Linked DNA regions of Mus musculus: region 1 is linked to region 2. The links are chromatin loops, found by intact Hi-C in ENCODE. Cell type or tissue: heart. All regions are shown on one strand. Each heading gives the region's core, and the rest is flanking DNA. Links, peaks and the distances in the headings are about the cores only. Region 1 overlaps Gm36667 (a long non-coding RNA gene). Region 2 overlaps Auts2 (autism susceptibility candidate 2).

Region 1 (15,672 bases), core at 3,794-11,793, 1.4 Mb before region 2:
AGACCAAAGGCATTAAACTGCCTGGCAGGCATAAGTGTGTGCTAAGTTAATGGTGTTGTGAGCCCTTGTGATGTTTAAAGCAAGCACATTTACTTAAAGTACCTCATTTAACCCCCTCTATAAGCCTCTTGAGCCAGGTACTATTCTGCTTTTGTATATGAGTGTATAGACTTCAGGGTGTGAGCTCATTCTCTCTAAGTCTCTGGAAAAGCCAGGAGAAGATCCAGCTCTCAAATGCAGCTCAACTATTCTAACTGTTCTTTACTATTTCTACAATACCTGGTTGTGCCAGATACAGCTAGAATGTGGTCTTGATTCTGTAGCAGGATTTTTATGTCATATATCATACCTTCTTTATGGGGGTGGTGTGTGTGTGTGTGTGTGTGTGTGTGTGTGTGTGTGTGTGTGTGTGTGTGTGCGTGCGCGATCTTGCCTGTGAGGATACCTGTGAAAGTCAGAGGCTGACATAAGGGAGTCTTCAATCTCTCTCCACATTAGTTTTTTGAGACAGGGTCTCTCACTGAACCCCAATTGGCTAGAATTGTTGACTAATGCATCCCTGGGATCCTCCTATCTGTCTCCCAGCATTGGTGTGCACTCCCACATCTGGCCTTTTACATGGATGTTGAGATTTGAACTCAGGTTCTCTTTCTTACAAAATAAGCACTTTACCCAGCAAACCATCTTCCCAGCCCAGAACAACCCATTTTAAGCTTTAAAACAAAAGTGTTATTTTCCCAAGATATTGACGTTGTGATACGTGTGGGTGCTGAAAGAAATAAATTGAGTGGTGGAGCTACAGGCCTGTGCCACCATGCCTGACTACTAACTTTGTTCCTGTCTGTCTCCTATAAGCTAATTTCATATATATCAAGCCTTCACCCCTGAACTACAGACCCAACCAAAAGACTCTCACTAATGGTATAGGCAACAACTATCTTCACATTTACAATTGAACTGTAAAGCAATATCTTGGCTGATTTTCTTATGCTTTCATTGACAACTACAGATGGGGTAATTAAAAAAAATATGTGTGGGATTGGCGTCTAGGGTGTGTCGTCCTGTGGCACGATATGGCAAGACAGGAAGTGTGCTGCTTGCTCAGTATTCTGTTCTTCTTAGAAAAATGACTATGGCAATCATCAACTATATCATGAGACCATCTAATAAGCTCATCTAAGCCTAATCACCTTCTAAATGCCTTGTTTCCAATTGCCATCAATATGTAAAGGTAAAGGTTGTTTTGAACATGTATATTTTGGAGCACAGACTTAAACTCTAGAAGTGTTTTAGTTTGGGTTTTAGTGATGTGAAGGGACAACATGACCAAGGCAACTCTTATAAAGGAAACCATTCAATTGGGGCTGGTTTACAGTTTCAGAGGTTCAGCCCATTATCATCATAGTGGGAAGCAAGGCAGTGTGCAGGCAGACATAGTGCTGGAGGAGCCAAGAATTCTACATCTTGATCCAAAGGCAACCAGGAAGAGATTGTGTCACACTGGACAGACTTGAGCATATATATGAGACCTCAAAGCCCCACCTCCACAGTGACACACTTTTTATAACAAGGCCACACCTCCTCCAATAAGGCCACATCTACTATTAGTGCCACTTTCCATGGGGCTAAACATATTCAAACCACCACAAGCAGGAAATGATTGCTGCTATTATCTTGGATCACAATTAAGAGCAAAGATAATAACCCAACTGGTGGCGAAGATGAGACTCAGCCCCACATCATATCACACATTTAAACCAGTTTCTCCTACCAAAGCAGGATGGATGGAAGAACTTAGCATATTAAAATTTAAAGGGGGCTAGCAAGATGGCTCATCAGACAAAGGAGCTTGCTATCAAGCCTGAAGACTTGAGTTTATCCCTGGGACCCACATGGAGATGTAGGGAACTGAGTTTGGCCTCAGTTATCCTCTGTATTCCAAATGTATGAACACACATGTACATGTGTGAACACATGATAAATAAATGTAAAAACTATAGAAGGGTTGGGATGTGGATTATTTGGTAGACTATTTGCCCAGCATACATGAAGGCTGGGGTTAGATCCTAAGCACTGTACAATACCAGACATGATCGTGTTCAGCTGCAATCTCAGCAACCGGGAGTTGGAGCAGGAAGATCAGAAGTTCAAAGCTGTCTTCAGCTATATGATGAATCAGAGGCTAGCCTAGGTTACATGAGACCTTGTCTTAAAACAATAAGACAAACAAAACTAGAAGAAAACTCACACTTTGTTTATTTCTCCATATAAACCAAAGCAGTGGGTAGAAGATAGAATATTCTGTTGTAGGATTAAAATATATTCTACTATATCAGACCGATTTCCCAGATAGATATAGACATTTCATTTATTTCACATTTTGCTCCATTAAGAACGATACCATATGAACATTTTTGTGTAACACCTTCTCCACTTCTGCCCTCTTTATTTTTAAAGGTTATGTTTTCAGAACTATAATGTATGGATATGTTTATGCTTATTATCATGATTATGATTGCATGGTTTCCATGAGACAAGTGTCATAGCCCAGATTGGCCTCCAACTCATAGTTATCTTCCCATTCCAGCCATACGGGTACTAAGATTACAGGCACACATCATCATCTATAACTTGCTGTGTGTTTTAAACACCACTGATATTTCTGAAACAATTGAACAAGTGGCTAGCCATATTAAAAGAGATGCACCATTGCGCATTATTTTATGTTTTTACCACAACTTCCATTACTCTTGTACTTATGCAAATTTCATTGGCTAAAATATATAGCTTTACTCATTATTTCATTATTATTTTGTTTCTACTGCTCATGCGGCTCTATGCTGTTTCCAGAGTTTACTAAACTGTTTATGTGATTTATTTGCCCTGCAGAAGGTAATTAAATATTAAATATATTCATCACTTATTCTATTTCTTTTAATATTATTGTGGTGCTGGAGATGGAAACTAAGGAGATGGAACCCCTCTATCAAAGAGTCATATTCCCAGCCTCTCGCTAGAGAATCTTAATCATGCCATTTACCACTGAGCCATATCCCCAAATCCTCATGGGAACTCCAGGCAGGTGCTCTGGACATCTGAGTCCTACCCCAGGCTCTCACTGGGAGATTCCAGGTAGGTTCTCTACCACTGAGTCACTTCCCCAGGCTCTCACTGGAGGGGTAGAGTTAGGCACTCTACCATTGAGACACACCCCCAACCCCTCACTGGGGGCTTCTAGGCAGGGGCTCTACCATTGAGACACACCCCCAACCCCTCACTGGGGGATTCTAGGCAGGAGCTCTACCACTGAGCCACACCCCAGCCACTAGATGGGGGATTCTCAGCAGGTGCTCTACCATTGAGCTACACCCCAAGTCATTGTTATAAATTTTTTAGCAGTAGTTTTTCATGCCAAATTGAGACTGGGGTTAAAGAAGCTTTGATATGTAAGTAAACAGACTGGTGGAAAGCATGCCTGCACCTGTGAAAACAAACACAGTTCCTGCTGTTAGTTAAGCTCACCTGAGCCTCTGGATTTGATCTGTGTTTATCTGGGCTTCCTCCCTGGTGTCCTGGCCCTGCCCTCCACTTTCAAGCTGTGACAACTTCTGCTCTAAGTAGGATTAGGAGCATAAACAAATGATAATTGTCTTTCATCTCATCTTCACCTCTCCTCTCTCCCCACCCAGGTCTCTTCTGTCGCATTAAGTATCATAACACTCGCAGGATGGGTCTATGAACCATCTGCCTTGATGGAAAGAGAGCTGTTGAGGAGAAATCACCCGCAGATTAAAGGCTGTCTCTTCCTGTCACTTAGACAAGCACATCTTAGGCTTTGCTCTGCAATACACAGGAAGGGTTAGTTGACTGTCTGGTCCATCAGTTGCATGAAATTAGGGTTGTATTGTTGGACAAATTTCCCCCAAAGGACTAGCTGGAGCAAGCTTTATATGGATAGCTCAGTAGGATTAAACAAAACAACAACAAAACATATAGGGTGGTGGAAAAGAAGCTCACATAGACCTCATCACACCTAGGCTGAAAACTAAAGGCAGTGAAAAAAAGTTTTTATTCAAGGACTGAAGGAGTGGGTCAGCAGTTAAGAATACACAGTGCTCTTGCATTGGTCCTGAGTCCAATTTCCAGCACCCAGCCTGTCACAGCCACCTGTTGCTCTGTCTCTAGGCATTCCACTCTACTGTCTATGGGCATCTACACTAACATGCGTTTCTCTCTCTCACACATACACATCCTTTAAAAATATGATACAGTCTATTGAAAGTTTTTTTATTTAACACCTCTGCAAGCTCAGTGTATCGGTTATTTGTCTTGTTGCTGCAACCCTACAAAGCAACTTAAAGGAGCAACGGTTTGCTTTGCCTTGCAGTCCTTCATGGGGGAAGAGAGATATGGCAGCAAGAGACTGAGGTAGATGATCATGTTGTATCCATAGCCAGGAAGCAGAGATGATGCAGAGAGGACCCCAGCCCTTGAAATTGTACAGCCTACATTCAGAGTAAGGTCTTTCCACCCGAAATTAACTGTTTCTAGAAATTTCCTGACAACTGTCTGGAAGTTTGTCTCTTCTGTGACTCTTAATCCTATCAATTTGGCAATTGAGATTAAACATCACAGCCTCATAGTGAGACTCTTCTTGAAAAAGAAAAAAGAATCACGGATATATCTATACCGAGATGGAAAAAAAAATCATTCACGTTGACACAGACACAAGACCTCATTTTTGTGCTAGTCCTCTGCAAAGCCACAATGCATTCTGGAGACATTATCACTGTGGATATTGGTGTTGTCGATTAAGCGAGCCAGTAATTGCTATCCTTTAAAGATCATACGTCATTTAAAACAGCTTTTAAAAAATGATAGGGGGAAAGAGCCACATCCAATGGGAGCGAGGCCCTCATGGCAGTCCAAATTGAGAGTGATTTATGGTCATGCGTAGTCAATACTAGTGGGTTCACATCAATTTTATATCTAATTTAAAATTTTGAGCTCTCAATGTGCTCATTAAAGAGTATAATGGATTTACATATTTTAATTATGTTTTATGGATTGTGAACATAATGTAATTAAGAGACTTTTCAGGGGTGTGATTAATGAGCAGGGTGGCCAGACATATGGCGGGAGACACCACATCGAGTGGACTCGGGTGAGCAGAGTCCAGAGCCACAGATGACAGCCCTGACCACAGCGTTAGCATCACCATTCATAGTGATAGAATTGGACCCTAATGATGCTGTGTGGCAGGAATGAGTAACTCTGAAGAGTGGCCAAGTGCTAGAGTGGTCATGCATAGTTCAGGATCCCCGTTTCTCTGCCTGTCTACAGTCTCTCTATTCTGTTCCTCACACTCTCCTCAAAGCTCACTCCATAGCTTGCAGACACATTGACTGCGTTTTATTTGTTTATTTGTTTATTTGTTTGTTTGTTCTTGAGACAGAGTCTCATGTAGTCCAAGGTGACCCCAAACTTGCTATGTAGCTGAGAATGACTTCAGACTTGAAGAAAAAGAAGATTTATTTTATCATTGATTAATTATGTATACGTATGTGTGTCTGTGTGTGAATATGCTTCTGTAGGCTATCTCAAGAAAGCACCTGATATAGGTCCTTATCCTCCGCATGAGCTGCAAGTGCTCTTAGCCACCAAGCCACCTTTCTAGACCTGACCTTTAGCTTCTCATCCTCCTGCCTCCGTTTCCCAGGTACTGGGATTACAGGCATTGTGCCACCATTGACTGTTTTCTTTCTTTCTTTCCCCATTAATTCTTTCACAAATTCATCCATCCATCCATCCATCCATCCATCCATTCATTTTAAGGCAGGATGAATGAAGATTGAACATAGGCTCCTGTGTTAAGTAAGCAATCTATCACTGAGTTACATCTCCAGCCTTTGGGTTTTGTTTTGTTTTTGTTTTTGTTTTTGTTTTAGAATAAGTCTAGAGCCTATTGGACAGGAACTCAAGATCCTCTTGTATGAGCTACCATGCCCAGTAACTGCTGGTTTTTATAAATGAAGTGTGTTGGAAGAAGCCATGCCTATGTATTTACATACTGTCTGTGGTTGCTTTTGTGTTATGAGTCAAAGCTCTTTAAAGACACTAGGCATTGAGCCTGTGTTAGGCCATCTGTTCTACTCAATTTCATCTCAGCTGACTTCCTAGCTGTGCCTTTGGATAGGAGCTCAGAATCCCCATTTAAAGGGATAATAAATGTCTCATTTAAAGGGGGGATAGTGGTAAAAATCTATAGAAAGTGCTTGACCTACTGAGTCACCTACCCATCTCCAAACACCTAATCATCTATACAATGATCTCTGTGTGTCATCTGAATTTTTTTCCTGGAGATCACAAGCACAAAGAGGAGTCACAAGAAAGACCCCATTAATGAGCACACCTATTTGGTTTTAGTGCTGGGTCTAAACCCAAGGCTTAGGATCTCTAGGGTACCACTGAGCTATGCACCCAACCCTTAGTTATTTTGTGATAGGGTCTCACTATGTGTCCCAGACAGGCTCAAACTTTCTAGATAGTCTAGGTTGGCTTCAGACTCATGACTTACTTGTGTCAGTCTCCCAAGTGCTGGGGTCATAGGCATCCAACATTATGACCCAGATATCACTAATGTGTGTGTGTGTGCGTGTGTGTGTGTGTGTGTGCGTGCATTTTCATGTGTAAACAGGTGTGCATGTATGTGTTTGGAGGATTGCCTTGGATGTAGCTCTTCAGAGATTATTCATCTTATTTTGTGAACCAGGTTTTTCATTGGCATGGAACTCACCTGGGGCTGGCCTGTGAGTCCCCTGATCTACCTGTCTCTGTCGCCCCAGCTCTGGGATTTTTACCAAATACCACCCCATACCTGACTTTTTATATGGCTTCTAAGGATTAAAGTCAGATCTTTGTGTTTGCATAGTAAACACTTTACCAACTGAGCTATCTCTCCAGCGCTGCCCCTGTCCCCCAATCCCATTTTTAACACAAATTTGAGCCTTTGATTTTACTCAGGTACAGAATTATGCCTTAGAGTTTATTGAAGGAATTAAAAACAGCAAGACTTTTAATGATGATTTATGGATTAAAAACATCATGCACACAGCAGCAGAAGGTGAATACACAGGAAAGCTGTCGCCCTCTCTCTTCCCTTCCCTTCCTTCCCTTGCCTTCTTCCTTTTCCCTTTAGTGTCTTCTAAAGAGGAGACACAGATTCACAGCTGTTACCTCACTTTGTTTAGATATCGTTGCAATGTCCTCTTGTCTGCAGTAGGAGAAGGGCCTGGACATCCTGGGCCAACCACTCTCATTTCTTTATCCAAGTTCTTGTTCCCTACTGCTGTTCCTGTCCTCAGCCAATTAAGACCCTGCAGTGTCTCTTGGAGTTTTCTTCCCTAGATTTACTGTTGGCCTCGAGGGGGAGCCCAAGACTTCCTCATAGTGGCAGCTGGGCTCAAAGGCAGACAGAAAAACTGGAGCTCCTCACCCAGTGTTCTGGGTGAAAGGGTCAGATAATTCAAGAGATGAATGTCAGAGAGGAGGGTCAAATCTGGTTCTTTGAAGGCCTTTTCCTCAATTAAAGCATTACATTTTGATGGATGTGATGGAGGCCGAAGAATTGCTACAAGCTATGGGCCAATCCAGATGACATAGAGAGATCCTATCTCAGATAACCAACAAGCAAAATAAACAACAAACAACAAAACCAAACTGAATCAAAATAAAAGTCGTATAGAACATTACTCCTTGTGGCGATCGTTCCTCTCAGCATGTTTTGAGTGTGAGGCAGTAAAACCAACTTATGCTGTCTGTCATGGAAGTCCTCATGTAATCACCATTTCTCCTTTAGTAAGCTTGGTGACAGCCGTTGGACAATAAGCGGCCTAGTCCTGATGAAGTAGAAATGTAAGGGTTCTTTGGGAAGTCATTTGTATCATCAGATGGTGTTTTGCTGGGACAAACATGGGAAGGAACATTTTATGACATAGACACACGTGAAAGGATGTTTTGCTAATGAAAGCATGTAAAAGAATGAGTGGTGAACGATTCTTCATTAATGACATGTATGTATTGGTCTGCCTTACATTGTATGGTTGAGCTCCTTTTTGGGGACTCCATTGAGAGAAACGGACCAACAAACTTCTGGTGGTATGTTATGGCTTCTTGGACTTCTTGTATGTTTCTGCGGACTTGGGCTGATTGGCAGACTGATGTCAGCTGAGACAGACTCATGTGCTGAGGCAAGACTGATGGAGTGCACGTGATGTTTGGAAGAAGTATAAATAGAACTCAATGGCCAGTAATGGAGGCTGAACAAGGCTTGCTTATAGAGCTAGCAGTACAGCGCTTGTTGGTTTCCCAACTTTGCTGATCTTTACTTCATTGAGAGAGACACAGCACAGAGCTTCTCTTGACTTCCCTCCTGGTCCCCTCCTGTTGACTTGTGTTGATTTGGCTAAGGCCTGGCTGTTCTTGCTAGATCGTGACACCACTACTGCTATCCCAACACGATTGAACTGGACTGCTGGTGTGCCTGTGAAGTGTTTCAGAGTGGACTGAGCTGCTGTTGCTGACCTGTAACCTGAACTGCTGATTTCCTGACAATGCAGATGGCATTTCCTTCAAAGAACCATTTCTAAATAGGTCCGTTTCCCCCGATTCCTTTCTTTTCCACGACCTTTGGTGGGTGGTGGGCTAGAAGGGAGGTTAAAGCATTTAAGAAAAATCTTTAAAAGTAGACATTTGAAAAAAAATTAAAGTTACACCTGGGTGTTTGGAGAAGTTTTTCCAGACCCCACAGGGAATCATTCCCTACTCCTAAAAGTATTTTTGTCTTTCTCTGGGTTTGTCCTCAGGGTTGAGAAGGCATTGAGAGACAAATATAGAAATCTAAAACAAAACAAAACAAAACAAAACAAAACAAAAAACAAATGCCAGGAGGTACCCCTCCAGGCTCAGACTTTGTTCACTTTGGGCTACAATATCTTTTTGATACCTACAGTATGTGGCATGGTTTATCAGGTGGCTAGGTTGAACTTTCAGAATAGAGATTCCAAATAGAAATAAAAGGTTTGATAGCATAGCTCAGTGGAAGAACTCTTGCCTAGAATCTCCCAGGGAGGGGCTGGGGGCACTGCTCAGTGGTAGAGCACCTGCCTAGAATCTCCCAGTGAGGGGCTGGGGGCGTGGCTCAGTGGTAGAGCCCCTGCCTAGAATCCCCCAGGGAGGGGCTGGGGGGCGTGGCTCAGTGGTAGAGCCTCTGCTAGAATCCCCCAGTGAGGGGCTGGAGAAATGGTTCAGCAGTAGATTGCTTGCCTACCATGCACAAGTCCCTGAATTTGATCTCCAGCACTGCAACAACAACAACAACAACGACAACAACAACAACAACAACAACAAAATAAGCGAAGCATATTGGAAGATATTGACAGTAGGTAGAATGATGAAAGTGACAGAAGGCTGAAGGTGTAAGAGGAATGGATAAATGATTAGCATCAATATGGACAGTATAAAAAAGCTAGACCAAATGAAGCTCAAGAAGTAGGAAGACCAAACTACGGATACTTTGGTCCTTCTTAGAAGGAGGAACAAAATACCCATGGGAGGAGATACAGAGAAAAAGTGTGGAGCAGATACTGAAGGAAAGACCATCCAGAGACTTCCCTACCTGGGGATCCATCCCATATACAGTCACCAAACCCAGACACTATTGTAGATGCCAACAAGCGCTTGCTGACAGGAGCCTGATATAGCTGTCTCCTAAGAGGCTCTGCCAGTGCCTGACAAATACAGAGGTGGTTGTTCTCAGCCAACCATTGGACTGAGCACAGGGTCCCCAATGGAGGAGCTAAAGAAAGGACTGAAAGAGCTGAAGGAGCTTGCAGCCCCATAGGAGGAACAACAATATGAACCAACCAGTGTCCTCCAGAGCTCCCAGGGACTAAACCACCTACCAAAGAGTACACATGGAGGGACCCATGGCTCCAGCTTCATATAGAGCAGAGGATGACCTTGTTAGACATCAATGGGAGGAGAGGCTCTTGGTCCTGAGAAGGCTCTATGCCCCAGTGTGGGGGAACACCAGGGCAGTGAAAAGGGAGTGGTGGGTTGGTGAGCAGCAGGAGGGGGAATGGGATAGGGGTTTTCGGAGCAGAAACCAGGGAAGGAGATAACATTTGAAATGTAAATAAAGAAAATATCTAATAAGAAATTGCAAAAAAAAATGTAAGCTAGGTTCTTAGGGGAAAGAAAGAGGGCTTGGAAAGTTTGCTTTTGCTGTGTTTGCATTGATGGCTCCCACCCCCCACCCAAGTTACATCTCTGTGTGTAGACTTGAGTGCAGAAACCCTCAGAGGCCAGAAGAGGGAGTCAAAACTAGATCTAAGTGTTTGTGGAATGCATGATATAAGTGCTGGGAGCAGAAATGGCTCTTAAGTGCTCAATTAACTATCTGACCTGTTTTACTTACAGATGCCTGGAAAAGAGCTGGGTGAGTTCAAACCCTCAAGACCCTCCGAGGCAGTGGTTAGAAGCATAGATTTTAATTTATGAGAGTAAAGCAGAAGAGACAAGAAAGGACAACATAGGAAACAGCACACAGAAGGGGAGGAGCAAGAGGGCATATGGTAGGAGTGATGCTATGATTTTATATGGGCTGCTTCTCAAAAGCCTGGGTGTTGAAGGCTTAGCCCCAGCCTATGGTAGCATTGAGAAATAGTGGGAAGAAGTCAGGTCTGTGGGGTTGTTCTAGCTTCATCCAGTTGCTGTGATAAAACTCTGAAAACAACTTAGGGGTGGGAAGGGTTTATTTTGGCTTTCTGTTCATAACTTATCATTGAGGCAAGTCAAGCCAGGACCTCAAGCAGAAACCATAAGAAATGTTGCCTGCATACTCATGCTTCTCTAAGCTTCCATAGACAGCCTAGGACCATCCTCCTAGGGAATGGTGCTACCTACAGTGGTCTATGCCCTCCTACCTCAGTTCAAAATAAAGACAGTCTTCCACAGACATACCCATAGGCCAGTCTGTTCTAGACAACTCCTTAACTGAGGCTTTTTCTCTCAGATAACTTTGGGTTGTGCCAAGTTGACAATCAAGGCCAAGCAAGGCAGGAGGTGTGTGCTAGCTTTTTCCTGTCTCTGTCTTTGCATCCTGCCTGCTATGAGGCAAGTAACTGCATTTATTACATGCTCTTGTCATGTGTTCCTGCCTTAAAAGCAATAGAACCAACTAACCATGCAAACACCAAAGCTGGGAGCTAAAACATACCTTTTCCTCTCTAAGTTTTCTTGGATATTTTGTTCCAGAGACAGAGAGAGCAAGTTTTATTGAGATGCAATAGAAAGACAGAGAGGACATTAGTGGCTCAGGAAGATCATGTCTATGGGGAGGTAAAGACTACATAGTCATCCATTAAGAGATAAAGGTGAAATTTTGCACTTGTCTTAATCAGTGCTCTACTGCTGTGAAGAGACACTATGACCACAGCAATTCTTAAAAAGAAATTTAGCTGGAGATGTTTCAGAATTTTAGAGGTTTAGTCATGGTAGAGAGCCTGGTGGCAGGCAGGCAGACATGGAGCTAGCAAAGTAACTGAGAATTCTGCATCTGGATCTATAGGCAGCAGAAGAGAGAGCCACTTGGACTGGTTTGCATTTTTGAAACCCCAAGGCCCACCCCAAGTGACACTTCCTCCAACAAGGCCACATCTCCTTCAACAAGGCCACACCTTCTAATCCTTCTCAAGTGGTGCCATTCTCTGATGAACAAGTATTCAAATATATGAACCTCTGAGGAGCCAATTCTTATTCAAATCATCACAGTGCAATATAACACACACACACACACACACACACACACACACACACACACACACACACACACTCATATCCATGAGTGTGTAGATGTGAATGAATACATGTGAACTGGTTTGTGGAGGCCAACCTCAGGTGTCATTCCTCAGAGATAGGGTCTTTCATTGATCTGGGACTCATCAAGTAGGCTAAGCTGGTGGACCAGTGAGCTCCAAGGATCCTCCAGTCTCTATATTTCCCACACTGAGATTATAAATATATAACACCATATCCAACTGTTTTACATAGGTTTGGAGAATTGAATTTACATACTCAAGTTTACATAGCAAGCGTTTTGCCCCAGTCATGACTGGGAAATTTTGATGGAGTTGGTTTTCCTTATGCAGATCTGAACAAATGTTAACATCTAGCATGGTAGAATACTCAATGTGTATCTTCCTCTCTTCCCTGTCAACAAGAATATCTATGAACAAGGAAATATCTGGAATTTCAAGTACTTCCTCCTCCAGATTAATTATGAGTAGCAATGGCCTTCATTGACTAATAAGAAGTCAGAGTGGTGGGCAATACTGCTTCCTGACTTTTCTAAGCATCTGTGACTCTGCTCTCTTATGAGGGCCAGCACCATATTCTCTCTGAGTTTCAATTTCCTTATTTGTAAAACAGCCACAATAATCACATTAAGGGGATGTTTTTGGAGACTTCTATTCTGCACCATTAATTTTCCTGGAGCCTGGCATGGTTAGGCACTCAATAAATGTTAGCTCTCTCTTCCCCCACCCCCTACCAGCATTTGATTACCACGAATTTGATTACTTTGGCCTGAGCCAGCTCCCTTAACAAATGTTTCCACCTTAGATTAAAATTAATTCAAAGACAGGGACCAGCCACACATCCTGTACGGGACTAAGAAAATGGCATTAATTTTGTAAATTAATAAATATGCAAATGGAAGCTTTGTATGGAATCAGCTATATAAGCAGGAAGTAAATTGTGTTGTAAATTATTCACCACCATATGGAACAGATACCCTTGACTTAGCATGCAAGACAGAGAAAGCTGCCACAGACCCTGCTGTAATGGCTTCTGAGAGTGAATGACATATTGGTCCCAAGGTAAGCCCAGGGTTGTGGCCTCTGAGTCACAGGGCTGATTCTAGAGTGGCAGCAGAAGCCCCATGGTGAGCAGGTTGCTCTCCAGCCCCTGCCCTGCTGAGAACAACAGGAGTCAGAATGCCTTGAGGCTACCAGTGACTTGATCTCCTGTGAATTGTCCAATGGCTTTGGTCATGCTACTCAGACAGGTTGCAGGCTGAGAGGCCTCTCCAGGGATTCCGGCACCTGGGCTGGTGTTTAGCAGCAATACCAGCTTCAAGGCAGGTGTGACTGGCCTGGGGAGATATGAGTTACTGCTAGATTGATTCATCAATCATTAAAAAACAAATAGCCTGAGAACGGTGCAGGGGTTCCATATTGCACTAAATAGATGCGGGAGGGCTAAGCTTTCCTGTTAGGATCATTCAGTCTTAGCATCCAGAGGGTTTAAAAAAATAGATCTCTGAGCTCTCACCTCTGGAATTCTGATGCTGAATGGCCGATCAGGGACCTAAGTATCTATTTTCCAATATCTACCCTTTCCTTATAAGGTCCCAGTGGCAAGCCAAAGTAGAATTCCATCAAAGTTTAACCCGAGGGAACCAATGGGAAGATTGGGATTACTTACCGTGAGAGAAAATGGGCAGGAATATCAATGACCCCAAAGCACTGAGGTTCTTGTCACCCAGAATGGATGATGGCTACTCCATTGTCACATAGGTCATGTGCCCCTTTTTGGTTAAAAATCTCCCTAGCTTATGTACTCTAGTATCTCAAAGACCCAGAAGCCACGTGTGATAGGGCAGAATGGCATAGGAATGACTGAGAGGAGCAGCTGGAATCTTGGGGAGAGGTCTGTTGACCTTCCCTACCCCTTCCCTCTCTGAGAGCATGTCAATTGTGCACAGGTATGACCTTGATGGTCTGCACGGGGGAAGAGCTGGTCTTATGAGGATATCCACTGTCTTACTCAGAGGGTAGCATTCTATAACACTGAAAAGTACTCAGGTTTGGGGCATCCTGGCTGAGGAGACACTTTTCTTTTGGGTTCTGGTCTTTCATAGTCTTAACCAAGAAACCAAGTGTCTTAGTCACTCCTGTCGCTGCTGTGACATAGCAGGACAAAGTGACTTAAGGTGTTTTGTTTTTTGTTTTTTGGTCTTATGGTTTAAGGGGGGAGCCATTCTGTGATGGTGAGGAAGACATGGGATCTGTGTTGGAAACAGCCTAAATTCCAGAACCAGGTGTTCTCCTGTAGCCTGCAGCCTGCCTTCAGTGACTCAGCAGCCACAGTAATCACCAGATGTCAAATACAACTCATTTCCACTGTCTGCACAAGTTGCATACCCTATATAAAATCTTGTGCCTGCCTGCCTTCCTTCCTCCCTCCCTTCCTTCCTTCCTTCCTTCCTTCCTTCCTTCCTTCCTTCCTTCCTTCCTTCCTTCCTTCCTTCCTTCCTTCCCTCTTTCTGTCTGTCTCTGCCTCTCTCTCCTCTCTCAGAGGTGGCCTTTTGTGGCCCCCACCAACCCCTGCATGATTTCTATTGCATGGAGAGATCTTTGAGGCATTCCTTGGGCTTTGTTCTCCAAGGTACTACTGCACTGTGAAACCGTCACAAGCTGGCAGGAAAGGCATGGTGGCAGGAACAGGCTGGCTGGTCATTTTTTATCTGCATTCAGGAAGCCAAGTAGGAACAGGAAATGGGGCTGTGCTGTAACAGCTCAAGGCCTGCCTCCACCTCCTCCAAAAAGGCTCCAATTCCTGTGGGTTCTACAACTTTCTCAAACACTGTTAACAGTGAGCCTGTTGAGGGACATTTCACATTCCAACTAGACCATCAGACATGGTAGTGCACATCTTTCTAACAGCTGGAAAGTAGGAGGCAGGAAGTTCATGAGTTTGGGGCCATCTTGGACTCCATAGTGAGTGCCTGCAACCAATGCAAAGAAAGGATTCAGGTAGGAAGACATGGTTAGAATCCTGGACCAAATTATGGTTTTCACTTTTCATTGCCTATGAACGTGGTGACAGAGCAGGGAGTGAGTCCAAGAACTAAATGAAGAATGAAAACCAGCTCAGTTGATTGCGAAGGCTTCTGGTTGGGGGCACAGTTAAGGCCAGCTCAGAATAACACACACAGATTAGATACAAAGACAGAACAAGAAGACTTTCAAAGATGGAGGTTCCTCTTGTCCTAGGAAGTGGGATTTAGAGGTGACCTCGGGTTGAAAGGTCAAGGATCTGAACTGGGCCTGTTCTGGCATGACAGTTGTAAATGAACTTCTGGGGGCTGAGAGAACAGCTCACTCAGTAAAGTGCACAAGCAGGAGACCTGAGTTTGATTCTCAGAATCCACCTGAAAAGTGTTGGACATGGTGGCACACTTCTAATCTAACTGGGGAAATGGAGACAGGTAGATCACTAGGGTTCACTAGCTAGTCAACCTAGTTTACTAAATGAGTTCCAGACTAGTGATAGAACATCACTGCTTCTAGACAACTGTTCTACCACGGGCCACACCTCCAGCCCCTCATTGGGGGATTCTAGGCAGGGGCTCTACCACTGAGCCATGCCCCCAGCCCCTCCCTGGGGGATTCTAGGCAGGGGCTCTACCACTGAGCCATGCCCCCAGCCCCTCCCTGGGGGATTCTAGGCAGGGGCTCTACCACTGAGCCACGCCCCCAGCCCCTCACTGGGGGATTCTAGGCAGGTGCTCTGCCACTAAGATACCTCCCCAGCATTCTTTATTTTTGT
Region 2 (15,672 bases), core at 3,430-11,429:
AGTAAAATAAAGTTATTGTTAAGTTTTCTTGTGATATAGTTAGTGTCTATAATGGCATCACAGAGAAGAGAGATACACCTTCAGTTTCGTAGAAAAGATTGTATGGAGCTTTTATAGGTTTCTTTTTTAGTGTTAGTTAGACTTTTATCAGTGAGTCTCCATGGGCTGGAGTGTTTGGTTTGGGTTGGTTTGGTTTCGTCTTAGTTGGTGGTGGAGAGTGAGAAAATATCACATAAGCAGTCAGATAATTCTGTTGTGAACTCTTCCTGCAGCCCGTTTGGCTTTTGGTCATGTATAATTTATGCTTCTGATGAATTTGTCCATTTCATCGGAGCATTCATTTTTTGACTCAGTTATCTGTATAATATCCCTTTATTGTTTAAACAGCTATCCCGAGCAGGGTGATCTGCACTCATTATTGTTAGCATCGGACTTTGTTTGTCTATATCTGTTTCCTCTGCTCTCCCTGCATGTGAGTATGAATAGGCATTTATCAGTTTTTACCAATTTTCTCAAAGAAACAGCTTTGCTTTCATTGATTTTTCTGTGCTGTTTTATTTTTCATTGATTTCCTTCTTTCTGTTTATCTAGGGTTTACTCTGCTCATATTTTTGCTTTCTTTCTCTCTTTCTTTCTTCCTTCCTTTCTTTCTTTCTTTCTTTCATTCTTTCTTTGATGTGAGAACGAATTAATGTTTATTTTGTTGTTTCTTTCTTTTTCTTTTTGGTTTTATGAGACAGGGTTTTTCTGTGTAACAGCTCTCGCTGTCCTGGAACTAGCTCTATAGACCAGGATGGTCTCAAATGTGGGGAGATCTACCAGCCTCTGCCTCCTGGGCGTTGGGATTAAAGGCATGTGCTACTTCACCCAGCTTTGTATTCTTGATGGCCTATGATTTATGACCCTCCTGCCTTCGTCCTTGAGTCCTGGGGTTCCATAAGCACATGGCCAACCAATGCTGCTGTGTATCAGGGTTAGTTTAAAGGAGAAGCTGGAATCATCTTTCCTAATATAGGCATATAAATTTACCGTATAAATGTACCCCATAATACTACTTTAGCAGTACCCCACAAACTCTTAATATGTTTTCATTTTCTATGCAAAATACTTTTTAGCTCCTTTTTATGATACTTTTTTTTTATTTGTGGGCTTCAACCTATATAGACCCTGTGATTGCTAGCTCCTTTTTATGATACTTTTTTTTTATTTGTGGGCTTCAACCTATATAGACCCTGTGATTGCTTGCATGATTTATGGCACTTCACATCCAACATGGATTGTCATTCAATTTATCGTCATAATACAGTTTGCCTATGTAGGTGATCCCTGTGCATTGACCAAGTCATTATTCCCAGTGGCTGAGTAGAGTGTATTACACATACCTGTCTGGTCAAGCTGTTCATTTTGATCTCTAGTTGCATTATAACCTGAGTGAGTGTTTTCTGCTTGCTTGAGAGAAAGGAGATTGATTCATGTTTCTGACTGTAATTTAGTTTTAATCCTTCTCTTTATCTGATGTCTCTGTTGTTAGGCACATAAACATTAAAGATTGTTATGTTGTGTCGATTGATGAATGTGTGTTATTATTATTAAATAGATGTCTTTATCCCTGGCTGTAGTCTGAAATATAGTTTTAAAAAAATGTGTGTCCATAAAGCCCTATTTTACTTACTATTCCTACCTTTTAAATAGATTTTTTGGTCATTTTAAAAAACAATGTGCGTGTTGCTATGTGCATGGCTGGGGAAGCACGTGGGAATAGGGCAGGTGCCTTCGGAGGCTAGAAAAGTGTGTTTGGTCCTGATGGTTTGAGCTCGGGTTGTGAGCATTTGAAAGACACACGAATGTGGCAGATTTCCAGCCCCTTCCCTCTGTCTTTTCATAGGAGTGCTGTCCATTGAGAAGGTCAATTTCAAGTCTGCCGGGCTGGCACTGGTTTTATATTGATGATAGCTTTCCGTGTGTGTGTGTGTGTGTGTGTGTGTGTGTGTTGTATCTTTAGCTTGTAAGAGCTTTTCAAGTGATACATGACTTCATATATGGTGTATGAATGATAAACTTAGCATTCCATTCTGTTCTTGGCTTGCATTTCTTCCATCCTAACTTTTATAGTGTACATTTCATAGTGTACATTTATATATGTTAAACAGACAGCAATTTGTTTCTGTTGTTTATATTTTACCAGTAAATTTTTTAAAGCGATTTTCAATCAGGAAATATTGATTAGACCAAACAAGCCAAATGGTTAGTTACTGTGTCTTTCGTTTGATTAAGTCGGACTGACAGTGGAGCTATTCCTGTTAACCAAAGGACTTCCTTCTAGTATTTCTTGTTGAGATAGTCTAGTATATGGCAAACGATATATATGATCTAAGGACACTCAGGTGCAGAGGTTGTTTTCTGTTGATAAATAGGCTCTCTCTCTCTCTCTCTCTGTATTTGTCTGTGTTTGCACATGCATTCGTGCATGCACTTTAAATGTGCTGATATGCTGTCTTCTCTCAGTTATTTCCCACAAGACATTTGATGCCACCTAAATTCTTCTTAACCATAGCAAGGATTTTCTCTGCCACTCAGAGTTTTTAATCCCTGCATTTAGAGCACTTGACTGCAGTGAGTTTTAGTATAGTTTTATACATGTTTCTTCTAGTTTGTATTTGTTGAGTTATTTTATTCTATGGGGGCATAATTTTTATGTTGATAAATTTTGGGTCATTATTTCCTCAAAGATTTATTTTATTTTGTGAGTGTATGTGTGTGTACATGATTATGGGTACGCGTGTGTACATGAGTGTATATGTGCATGGGTGTAGGTGCCTTCAGAAGAAGATGAGGTTAGATACCCCAGAACTTTCATTACAAGCTGTTGTGAGCCACCCAATCGGGGTACTGGAATTGAACTGGAATCTATTAGAAGGGGTGCAAGAGCTCTTAACCACTTAGCCATCTCTCTAGTCTGTCTTTGACGTTTTTTTAAAGAGAGAATTCATCTTTATTTTACCTTCAATGGAATTCTAGTTCTGAGATATCAAACTATTTGTCATCTTGTATTTAAGTGTGTGTGTGTGTGTGTGTGTGTGTGTGTGTTAGTGTGTGTGTAAGTGATAGAGAGATGGAGAGTGTGTGTGTGTCCTTTTGGATAGTTCTTTGGCTTAGCCTCATGCTTACTGATCTCGTTTTCTCCTATGTGTGTTAAGTAGTTTTAGAGGTTAAAAACAGGTTGTGTTGTTTAAATAATAAACATCTTTGTCTTTTAAACATCCAAATGGATCTTATAGTAAATATTTTAATGTTCTTGTTTATGAATGATGTCTTTGTAACTTCTGGGTCATTTCTGTTATTTCATTCTGTTTTGAATATTACTTCATCCTGTTATTTTATTAATTGTTGGGAAATGTGTGCCACCACATAACCACACCCCCAGTCCATCACTGGGGGATCCTAGGCAAGTGTTTACTAAGCTACACACCATCTTCTATAAAGGCAGGATGGAGGTGTTCTAAGTGCATGTTCTATAGTGGACCCACATTCCTAGCCCTGCTTACGTATTTTAAAGAAAATCGTCTCTTTGGAAGGATGTGTTTCTCTAGGTTGAGCCTCATGTCTTTATGCTGTTTGAATTTGCACTTTTAACCTACTTTCATATTTTTTCTGTATTCTAAAATTTCTTCCAGATTCTCTGTTGTTGTTTTCCTTGTTCAAGATGTATCATGGGGTGACCAGTTCACATTTAGTTTTAGAGTGTTTGACAGTATATATTGTTCAGGCTTTGCCTAAAACCTTCACATTATACAAAATCTCACTTGTCTCTCCATTACAGTATAAACCACACTGATATCATCGTAGCTTGTTATTATGTGTCTTTGGTTTGTTAGGAAAGAGCTGTCAGAATAAGCTCTCTTTATCACTTGGAATTACAAGTTAACTGTTGTCTTGCCACTGATTAGAACAGCTGTCTTCTCCATTCTGCTGTGTCTGCTGTGGCATCTCACTGTCACAAGGTAGTGTTGGAGGTGACAGTCTCCTGAGACTCCTTTCATGACCTGTCACAACATCACAGACTGGGATCAGTCAGGGCTTTCTGTCTTTTGTATTGGCAATCTTACTTCTTAAAACATGTGGCTCTGCCTCTGACCCTGCCTTCTGCTCCTCTTTCTCTGCCTTCTGATCTGATGCTGTGTGTTATGGGGCAAGGTCAGGTCAGCTTCTAATATACTCTGATTAAAAATACTGCAGGGGCTGGAGAGATAGCTCTGTGGGTAATAGCAATTGCTCTTGTCAAGGTCCTGAATTGGGTTGCCAGCATCCATGTTGGGTAACTCAAAACCACTAGTAACTCTGTCCCCAGAAGATCTAACACCCTCTTCTGGCTGCCCCATCTACCTGCACTTGCGTGTGCACATGTACACACAAACACATATGAACATACACAAATAAAAATTTAAAATACTTTTAGAAATTCCTTCCTAAAATATACCTCAAAAGGAAGTCTTATGAGAAGACCTACTAATTTGAGAGCTTTATTTTATTTTTTATTTTTATTGAAAAAAAAAAACCTTCATTTTGGAGTTGATGTCTGCGGTATTCCTGTGTTCATATTTTTCACTAGCCTTGGATTCTCCCAGTCCTCCAAACACTGCTGACTTGCTTTCTTTCGCATTGCATGGTTCTGGCTCCCTCTGCAGCCTCAAATGGAAAAGTGCGGGGCTGTCCTTTGTTACTGAAAAAACCCAGCTAGCTGAGCTGCCTGCTTGTTTGAAGGAGCATTTGCAGCTGGTGTGCAAGTGTAGACGGGAAGCGCAGATTAAGGAACGCCTTACTTTTGTTTTGGCAAGGCTTATTGGAGACTAAAGTTGTATCTAGGGAGGATTCAGGTAGAGGAAAAATGGTGAGGATGGGCTGAAGAGAGGCTGAAGAGGTAAAAGGTGACATTTGCTAAGGAGGAAGTTTCAGGAGCAGTGTTGCAGTGTAGTTGTATGAAGACACTGAGCAGTGACACCTGAAAGGTCCCAGGCTGAAGCCTCCTGGGTCACTGGTCAAGGATTACAGCTTGACTGTGTGATTTAACACTTTGTGTGCCTTGCGAGTGGCTTCTCCGTCAACCATGTAGCAGGGGCTTGGGTTGCCCGCTGTACAGACTGCAGTCTCTTGTGCTTCAGAGTGAGGGAATTAGAATTAGAAAATGTAAGTCGAGCCTTCCTAGGCTGTGATAATGGCTTCAGATTATTGCTTTTCAGTGTTCTCTTGAGATGTTTTATTTCCCCCGTAAGTCCCCGAATCTACAGTGTCCATTAAAGGAAAATTATACCAAATTCTAAAATGTAAGTTTTTAAAGCAGCGGTCACCTTGTTTGACTTGTGCTTATTTTTGGATGAGCATAGGAACTTTGGACAGAGTGGGAATATTTGAGCATGGCGCTAGGGGTGCTGTTAGTGTTAACAGGCTGTGTACTCACCAAGTGAACATAGGTTTCCAAGTTCCTTTGGGTTATTTATGCATTTTGGTTCAGTCTAAAGGTTATTTAAAATTTTTGTACTTTAAATGCAAAATTTTATATAGTAGTACTTCTCTAGAATATTATGCATAGTTGTTGACGTAATGGCTTGGGTAGGCACAGATAGCTGGTATGTGAAGAATAAATTACCACATCAAAGCCTGTGTGCTTTAGAGGGAGGAGTGAGTACATTGGTAGGTATAGAAGATTACCTTTATTACACGGAAAATTTCAGTGTTTATATAAACTTTTGTGGGTTTAGCATATTTGTAGACATAAAGTGAGCCTTGGAGCCTTCAAACATGACCTTTTCATTTAGTAGCTGAGTGTCTTTGGCTTGGTTTTTCTTTTTCTTTTAATTCTTTTCCTGGATTTTTGAATCACCTGAATTAATACCTTGCCTTTATTGTCTTTATGTATTCACGTAAACTGAAAACCCCAAACTGAGTGGGTTGTTGTTATTGTTTGTTTGTTTTAAGTTTTTAAGTATGTTTTGTTTTGTTTTGTTTTAAAGTTTTGTTGTGTATGCTTAGCTGGCCTGCCACTCCCATCTACAATGCTGTTAACTCTCCACAGTCCTGCGTTAGCCTTTGGAATTGGTGCTGGAGACATGAGCATGAGCCCACTCCAGGCTTCAGGTTTCTGTTTGGTCACCAAAGCTTTTCTGTGTCTAGAAGACGAAGGTGAATTACTGTTTCTGTCCTGAAGTGAACCTCACACAGCCTTGTTGATGTTAGTGGGAATGCTAATATCTTTTCTAAAGTTCTTCTGGAGTGTTCCTCTGGCTCTATACTAAAAGGACTGTAATCTTTAGAAATTGAGTTCCTGCAGGGAGGCTGACAGCTCAGCAGATGGTGGGAGATTTTAGGGTGTTGTGTTTGTTATCGCTCATGTAGAGCCGACACAGACTCCAAACCCGAGTCTGTATTTCTCTTGGAGCAGACATTAACCTCTTTTTCCAGGCCGAGACAGTGAAGTGTATCAGTTTTGGTAGCCTGGGTTATAAGAAACCTAAATTAGTTTGAAGTGGAATTATCCTGTTGAAAGGGCAGTTGAAAGCCCTTGACACTGGACAGAGGATTGTCTAGTGTCTAATCTTGGCTCAGAACGCAGCAGACATAATGAGAGTCATTATGAACTGGTGATCTCTCACCCCTCCCCTCAGCAGACCGCATTAGACTTGCAAAAACAGAGAGCACTGTGTGTGCTTGGCCCTGTGCCTGCCCTGTGCCAGAGGAAGAAAGTCTACCTTGTTTGTGCTCCAACCAGATACCGATGTATCCTGTTACTGCTAGGCTGGGTTCTGAGTTCCTCTGTTCAAGCTCGTCTTGACAGATGCTGTCATGGCTGACCCTTAGCAAGACAAATGCAGCCACTTTGCAGGAGTTGGCTTCTACCCAGCTGTGCTTGCCAGTGTCCTGAAAGGACGTTCCTGTGTATTTACCTGTGGTCTATTACCCTCCATCACGATCTGAGCTACCTTCAGAATCTTGGCTGTATCTGAAAGCAATGTGTAGTTGTTTGTTCAAATAAATGCAGTCCCTGAACTTGACTTCCTGATCTTTCAATAACAGCTGTTGCTTAAATACATCCTGAGAATCTCCGGGAAGGTCTCCTGCTACAGAATCAGAACTTTGATAGCTGTGTATCATGGACTCTGGAAGCACCACAAAAAGAGACTCTCCACAGATGAATGTTGGGGGGTTTGCTCTGAATGTTAATCTTTGCCTAGGAGGAATGACAGTTTTGTTGTGTTGCAGCGGGTTGGGATGAAAGAAGACAAGTGGCTGGAAATGAGTGGGGTGAACTATGGTGAGAGCTTGCTTCTGAAGGGTGCTGGCAAAGAGGCTTCATTATGGTATTGAAAAACAGATGGGGGCTTCTTGAAGTCTGTGTAAGAGTGAGTGAGTATGGGTCTCCCTCTCCCTCTCCCTCTCCCTCTTCCTCTCCCTCTCCCTCCCCCCTCCCCTCCCCCTCCCTCTCCCCTCCCCTCCCCCCTCTCCCTCCCCCTGCCCCTCCCCCTCTCCCTCCCCCTCTCTCTGTGTGCTATGTGTGTTTAAAAATCATTCTGGCAGTTGTCTGGGGAAGGAATGGACACACACACACAAACACACACACATGCACACACACAGAGAGGTAGGGAGGGAGGGAGAGAGAGGGGGGGTGAGTGGTGCATTATTTTTTTCCTATCAAGCTCTTAGTAAGAGGCTGGTTTAGTAGAGAAAATAAAGTGGATAGGAAAAGATTTAGATATGTGGGTGTCTGTCAATAGAATTTAGCCAACACTTGTAAATTTAAAAGGTGCAAGAAGAAATAAATCAAAGTTAAGGAAAATGGGTATGTAGTTTTCATCTGAGATACAAGAAAGTACCTGTTGAAGAAGCACACATGGCTTTGTAGCTACATCATGACTCCATCAGTCTGGTGAACACGAGTTTAGAGTATCTTGCACTTGAGGTGTGAGTCAGTTGGTAAGGGCAAGTTTACATACATGAAATCTAACTTTGACTTTTAAGACATTGTACACTGTGTATGGGGATGTAAAGTGGTATTCCTAACACTTGGAATACGGAGGTTAGAAGTTCAAGGCTGTTTTTAGTTGTGTAATACATTCCAGGCCACCCTGTGCTACCTTGATGTACTTAGTAGAATACCACAATATAATGTAGATATTGATGAATATATTCAAGTATAGTTATTTTAACCCAGAGTTCAGACTTGAGATGTAGGTTTGTAGGATAATAATTTTATTCTCAATAACCTTAGTTCTATTTCATCATTAAAGTTATGAAATTATCATTTGTTTTTGCTAGCCTGTATCAATGTTGATACAGACAAGGCTCATATTAGAGATCAGATACTGTTTATTGAGAATGCATTGATTGTGTGTAGCTCAAACATCCATTTCCCTATCTGAGTTCATGCCATGTGAATTGTGGGGCAATTGGTTCTGTATATTCACCATTGTTGAAGCAGCCCACAGGACTACAGGTTAGACATTGTTGTCCTGTCCTTGTTCAGAGCCTTTTGGAAAGATCTTGACGTGGATGTCTCCTTTCATGCAGTGCTGAAGTCTTTAGTGCATATTTCTTAAGTGGAATCAACAGCTTAAACTTTATAGAAAGAAGCTACCATAGCTCGCTGTCTAAAACCTTGCATCTGTACTTTCAACTTCGGCACACTGTGGGTAGCCAGCCTGCTTTTCCTGTCTGATGTGCTGTATCTCTTATATTTATACTTCATCAGTACCCAGAGGTCTTTAATTTTTTTATCTGTTTGTAAATTTGTTTACCTATGGCATTTCTGGTCAGTTCATTACAAAATAAAATGTATCTGTATTAGAGAAGTAATTCAGTAATTAAAGAGATTTCTGCCCTGAAGAACCCGCACTTACTTCCCAATACCTACATCAGACAGATTACAGCCTACAGTTGCAGCTCTACCCCAGTTCATGCTCCCGTCTTGACTCTGTAGGCATTGTGCTCATGGCATATATCCACACAAAATCGACAGCTTTATCACAGTCTTTTCATTTTTTCCTGTGTATGTGTGTGCGCGAGTGCACACACATGCATGCCTATGAGTGTGTGTGAGCGTGTGGTATGCATGTGTGTTGGTGGGGTAGGTTCACACATGTCAAAGAACATGTACAGGGATCCGAGTATAACCTGGGGAAATCAGTTGTCAAAGAACAATTTGCTGGAGTCGACTCTCTCCTCCTAGCATGTGGATCTCAGCAATGGAACTCCGGCCATCAGGCTTGGTAGGAGGCATATATACTTGCTGAGCCTTGCTGTTCAGTATCACTTTAAATGACACCACAGTTCCTGCAATCTCATAGCTTGAAGATGTTCATGGACTCAATTAGATTGGGTCCTGGAAGGTATGTGGTGAAAGAGAAAAGGAAGCTCATTACTTATCAAGCTTCTTGCTCCTGAACACAATTTCAAGCTTTCTTTACCAAATAACAATGCTTTCTACCTGCAGATGTGTTTTCACTCTCAAGAGAGAAATTTGGGGCCATCTGCCAGCATTTGAGAAACTCAAGGTCCTTCCTGTTTGCCCTGTCTGTGCCCTTTTCACATCTTACTCTGAAGATCCATTCTCTCCACAAAGAAGCCTTGTTCTCTGCTATTTGTTCCTACCTTTAGTGAGTGGCTTTGGGAAGTAGCAGGGAGAGGCCTCTGTGTGCACCAGAGTGACCATAGTGAGGAACGAACTGGTAAAGAGATATTTCCTAGTGGGAAGTCAGCACAACACCTCTAATGTATTTCTGCATAGTCCTTGAATTCTGTGCTTTCAGCATTGTCCCACTCTATCACTCCTATAGAAATGCTTTCCTGAAACCCATTAACAATGTAAACAGCCCCCCACCCCCCGTAAGCTCCCAGGCCAATATAGATATATGATCTAGATATTCCCCCATTCATGCTTTCCTCCAGGTGGATCTAGGTTGTGTCATGATGACAGTTAAAACTACCTAGCAGGGACTTCAGAGATGGCTAAGTGGTTAAGAGCACTTGCTGCTCTTGAAGAGGGCCCAGGGTCCATTCTCAGTACACAATTTGTGATTCACAACTATCAAGAACTTCTGTCCAGGGTCCCTAAAGCCCACTTCTGACTTCCTGGGGCACCAGGTTCACTATGGAAAATATTCATACACACGAAATAAAGAATTGTAAAATAAACTAAAAGACTAAGAGACTCACTAACCAGCAACCCTGTCTTCTCAGGAGTGCCATGCCCCCGGCTTCCATGGCTTCATCTTTTTCTCTACAAACATCCAGAGTTCTGCTTCTGCTTCACACCAAGACGCTTCATGGACTCTTTTGACCAGATGAATATATTCTTAGTTTTGTTTCTCTTTCAGTGGGTAGAAACTATTTTAAAATCCAGATCCACAGTCAGCTTTGTGAAGAAGGAGATAGGTCAGTGAATCATATATTTGGTGCATAATTATATCCAGTATTGTGGGAATATAAGTCTAATATTGGGATTGAAGAGATGGCACAGTGATTAAGAATATTTGATGTTTTTATAGAAGACCCAAGCTTGGTTCCCAGCACTGACGATGGCCATCTGGTAAGCACTAGCTCCAGGAGGCATCCACTGCCTCTGATGGGATACCTGAAGAATCTGTGTTAAAGTCAAACTGTGTTTAAGAGCTCTATAAAATGAAAATGTCTCTTACTTGTAAGCCTTGCTTACCCAAGGAATACTGGAGGCTGGTGTTCATGGAAAAGAACAAAGCATGTGGTTTTGCTTCTGGAAGCAAGGTTGGTTGACCCAAGTGCACTGGCTGTGCTTGATAACGTAGGTGGGAGGTATTTAGGCAGGAAGTATGTCAGGTTGTATGCTAGTCCCTGATTGGATGAAGGTGGCAATTGCATAGCCCAGTGGGTTTTGCCTGCCTTTTAAGCCTCTGACAAGTGTCATTTGCCGCTATACTATAGGAATCTCAAGTATGGTCCTGGCCAGTGCACCAACCGACCAGTTAAGTTTGCTTTAAACTTGGCTCTAAAATTGTGATAGTGGTCTTACTCTCTCCCAGAAGGATTAACTCTGACCTCTACTGGTACCTGCATGATGTGCACACACAAACATGCACATGCACACATACATGTTATTATAAGTAAAAAAAAGTAGATTTTAAAGTAAATGCAATGTGAAGAGAAGGCCTTCCCTTGACAGAGTGTGTAGACCAAAGATAAGTCCAAAACATGACAGAAGAACTGGGAGGCCTCCGTGGAAGTGGAGTGCAGTTACAGGGAGGGAAATGGTTTAAACTACCCCAGGGAACTACAGTGAGCATGGTGTATTGGAGCAGGAGTCTCCCAAATGTGGGGGGTAAAGTATAGAGATCAGTCATTGGGTAGATAGGCCATGGTGGCAGGGCTTGTTGGGAACTATGCAGAGGTGTTCGGTCCCAACGCTGGGGCTTAGTTACAGGTGACAGAATAGGCAAGGAAAACAGAAATTCGTGGGGGTGGGTGGCAGGGAGCTACAAGCCTATCCAAGGGAGACTGCTGAGATCAGCAGCTGTTCCCACAGTGGGAAGCATGATGAATGGTGGCTTGGGATAATGCATCAAAGAATGACAAGGCTGTCTGACAGATTAGCGCATGCCTCCTGGGAAAGGCTGGTCTTGTTTTGAAGTGGAACATTGTCATGCTATAGGTATATCTGATTTAAGGAAATCCAATTTGTAAAGATTTAGATTTTTATGGTGATATCATATGCTGTATTTGCACAGCAGACACAGTCTGTGTAGCTATCAAATCCCGTTATCTTCAACATATATATCACCTTTCTAACCCATAAATGCCTGTGGCATGCACTGATTCTTGGAGCTTAACATGTTTAAGGTTGAGTATGTGAACAGTGAATCTGGTGGACTAAATGTAATCATGTTTTTTCTCCCATTCATTTTGAAGGACAAGAATCTGCCCTCTAGAAATATTTCTAAAGGAGCCCCCTTAAATGTCAGAGACTCAACAGGCTTAAAGTAGTCATTAAAAAAATCAATATAGCATCACAGGCTCAGGACTGTATCCTGTTCAGGCCCCCTGTGAGCTATTGCCCAATACTCTCCTTGCCTGAGTCCCCACTGTCCTGTTGCAGAAGCCAGGACAGCTTCAGCCCACCTGCATGCTGCCAGGGGATAAACTTGATACCTTCTCTTTCATGAAACACTATCTGTGAAGTGCGCTCTTTGATCCACAGTCTCCCCCTCTAAAGCGGGTGGGGGGTTAAGAACACCTCTGAGTTGATGAATATTGAATGACGTTTATAGAATTCAACATCTTACTCCTATGAACCCTTTCTCAATGGAGGGCCATGTACCATCACTGCTGCTTTTAGGCTATGGTGCTGTGCTGTCTAGGTAGATCCTTCTCATCTCTGTAGGATGGAGAAAGAGAATTGAGCAAATGTTCTTTTCTGATAGCTGTCATCTTATACCTGTGTTAAGTCAGATAGCTGTCAGTTCTTACAGCTTCCAAGAGAGAACTGTCTCTATAGCCATTGTCAGCCTACTGAATGAGGTATGCTGATGTGGTGTGGGGATCATGTAGCATCTATAATCAGGCCTTGGAGAAGCATCCATAATGAAAATGTCTCCTTAAGTGCTTACTGTAGAAGGTTCTACACACTTTTTAAAAATTTGTAATCAAGGAAGCTCGAAGCCAACCATTGGACTGAGCTCAGGGCTCCCTGATGGAGGAGATGGAGAATCGGGATTGAAGGAGCTGATGGGTTTTGCAGCCCCAATGGAGGAAACAGTGTCAATAAGCCAGGCATCCCCAGAGCTCCTGGAAACTGGACCACCAATGAAAGAATACACATGGAGCGACCCATGGTGTTTGTTGGCCACATACGTGGCAGAAGATGAACTTTTTGGACATCAGTGGGAGGAAAGGCCCTGGGGCCTGAGCAACACAATGCCCAGTGTAGGGGAATGCCAGGGAGGGAGGATGGGAGTGGGTGGGTGGAGGAACACCCTTATAGAGGAGAGGCAGGGGGGGATGGGAAAAGGGGTTCCTGAAGGGGAGACCTGGAAAGGGGGAAACATTTGAAATGTAAATAAAGAAAATATCCAAGACAAAAAATGTAGTCATGTGTTTGTGTTTCTGTTTGGGCATGTGAACGTGAGTGCAGGTGCCCTAAGAGATTATAAAAGGATATCAGAATTCCTAGGGCTGCAGGTATAGGCTGTTGTGAACGACAGTGTTAGTACTGGGAACTGAATCCTGGTCCTCTGGAAGAGCAGTATGTGCTTTTAAGTCCTGAGCCATCTGTCTAGCCACACCACTTTTCATCTATTATAATTCTTTTAACACACTTAGGGGTACTCTCACCATTATGGTTTTATAGGAAGTACATGGGAGGCACAGGATAGAGATACTACTTACTTTATTCAAGTTGTTACTACATATAAGCATGCTTATGGTTTGTATCAAGGCAAGAGGTTCCTAGACCTGCTTTTCTCTTGCTTGGTCACTGGTGGAGAGAAGCAGACAACAATGTAATTATAGTATAGAGTAGGTTATTGAGTGGGTGGGTGGGAGTGGTCCTGAGAAAATATCTCATAGGACAATGAGGATGAAGAACATATTTCCAGGATGTGTGGCGATGGCTGTAGGTTGCATGGTAGACAAAGTGTCAGGGCCTCAGTAGAAAGAGTGGACGCAGTATGAGCTTTGCAGGAATCCCATGGAGATGCTGGAAGAGCCTTGGTTATCCATGGATTCATAGCTCTAAAAGGTCATGGAAGAGTGGGAGACATGATGATATGTGAAGGAGTAGATACACAGAGGAATGTCACATCCATACCAATTGCCACCTGTTCCTAAGGGGCCCCAGAATCAGTAACTCTTGTTTTTTGTTGTTGTTTTGCAGAGTGCTGATAACTAACAGACCTTACAAGGCAACTGTGTTACTATTGAGTTACATTCACTAACACCTCCCCCACCACCTTTTATTTTCTTTCTTTCTTTTTTATAATTCTTGTAAGTTTCCAGACTGGCTCTCCCTGGGAATCCTGTCTCAGCCTCCTTAGTAGTTGGGCATACAAGTCTATGTCACAGACCCTGGTTCAGTCCCTGTTTCATCTCCCATTTGTGCTTCTGCTTTTCATCTAAAAGATCTTTTTTCCATCTGGAGAACCACTGACTCCTCCTTTCCTGTTGCTGGTGTTTGTTTGTACATACCTTTTTTCCCCCTTCTTTTCTTTATCCCATGTTTCCTTGCCTGGATGTTTGAAACTCCATGGGGCGAAGTAAGTCTGCAACAGCTCTCGTTTGCCCTGCATTGCTCTCAGGAGTTTCAGCTTCTACCATGCACATGCACCAGCCGTTTATGAGTCCGAGTTTCCTCAAGCTTTTCATGCCTCCTTTTGTAGCAGCCACTGTAGAGGTCACAGTGGCCAGTGGTACATGGTTGATCTCAGTTGTGTGTAAATGTCATCGTTGGAAAATTGAGAAATGAAGTCATCCACGGCTTTAGAGCTTCTAAAGGGAAAGGACAAACTCTCTGTTTCTTGAGCCTGTGACTAAAGACACTCGTTTTCAGTTTTAGATTACTGAATATACTAACTCTGGTCAGGATACTGCAAGCATTTAAGGAAAGACATAATGAAAGAGGCTGGGGAGGGAGGGAGGGAGGGAGGGAAGTGGGGAAGGTGGGTAGGCTTGGTAGCAATATGAGAGAACACAGTTAAGAGCACCTACTGCTCTAGAAGAAGATGCACTCAGTTCCCATCATTTGGTGCCTCACAACTATCTGTAACTTCAGTTCCAGGGGATGTGACCCCAGTAAATATGTGGTACATAACATATATGAAAGCAAACTTTCATGCACATCAAAAAGAAAACTTAACAAGAGAAGGGAAACATCAGATGCCTGACTGTAAAAAACGAACTATGAACATGCTGGGAATCCATAGCTTCTGAGGCAGCCGCATTGTCTGTCTGTGTATGGCTTATGTATGGGTGCACATGTGCTTTAACGTGCACATGTATATAAGGCAGAGGGCAATGACATAGTCTCTTACTCAACCTGATTCCTTGGACTGGCTACACAGCCACACTCAGAGAGTTTCCTTTCTTTGCAGCCCCAGGGCTTTGCTTACAGATGCATCCCATTGTGCCTGGCTTTCCCTGGCTGTGGGGAGTACATACTCAGTTCCTAATGCTTGTACATCAGGCCCTTTCCAACTTTGCCATCTCCACAGTCCTTCCTATGCTCCATAGCTTCACGCTGCCCTTCCACGGTCACCTGTAGCTCCACGCATGATTAGGTGCTGGTTACAGCCAATCAGCTTCTGAAGTTCTTTCCCTTACATAGAATGCTTCATCTCTGCAGAGACTCCACCATGTCTCCAGCACCTCAGTCAACACCTCACACATGGTCAGCAATCAGTACATTTTAGCCAAGTAAATAAAGGAGAATCTTTAGCTCTGTAGCACAGGCTTGGCATTCTGTGATGTCCATGCCGGTCTGCTTCATGCTGAGGTTTGATTCAAGATTTACACAGTGGTTAGTTTTCCTGAGAGTTTTACAAGCTGTCTGTCCTGTGTCTGTGTGTCTGTCTACCTATTTTTGTATAAAGTCTCATAATTAATTTGAAAATGTAGGAGCCCTCATATACTTTTCCTGCATTTAGTAGTATTTTCACTTAA

Evidence for each region. Peaks named below come from ENCODE experiments on the same cell type or tissue, not always from the same donor. Only the 100,000 strongest peaks of a DNase experiment are listed, where the experiment ranks them.
Region 1: a loop joins it to region 2, with 10 times the contacts of the local background. A loop is called at or near these places in 11 of 42 quality-filtered maps.

Annotation. Positions count from the first base shown.
Region 1 is chr5:133,577,132-133,592,803 of GRCm38, reverse strand. It overlaps Gm36667 (a long non-coding RNA gene), which reads left to right. Exons shown (of 5, transcript XR_868576.1): 2 at 8,470-8,652; 3 at 10,480-10,498. Among named protein-coding and RNA genes, the nearest start is that of Gm36667, 13 kb to the left of the region's middle. In heart, for the core only: a CTCF peak has its summit at 7,421 (motif pointing right); no DNase peak of the experiment used is centred there; H3K27me3 peaks cover 1,547 bases.
Region 2 is chr5:132,220,865-132,236,536 of GRCm38, reverse strand. The region is part of intron 2 of Auts2 (autism susceptibility candidate 2); the gene reads left to right. Among named protein-coding and RNA genes, the nearest start is that of Auts2, 310 kb to the left of the region's middle. RefSeq lists an enhancer at 6,177-7,385. In heart, for the core only: a CTCF peak has its summit at 4,678; DNase peaks (open chromatin) are centred at 4,686 and 6,736; H3K4me3 peaks cover 656 bases; H3K27me3 peaks cover 1,190 bases.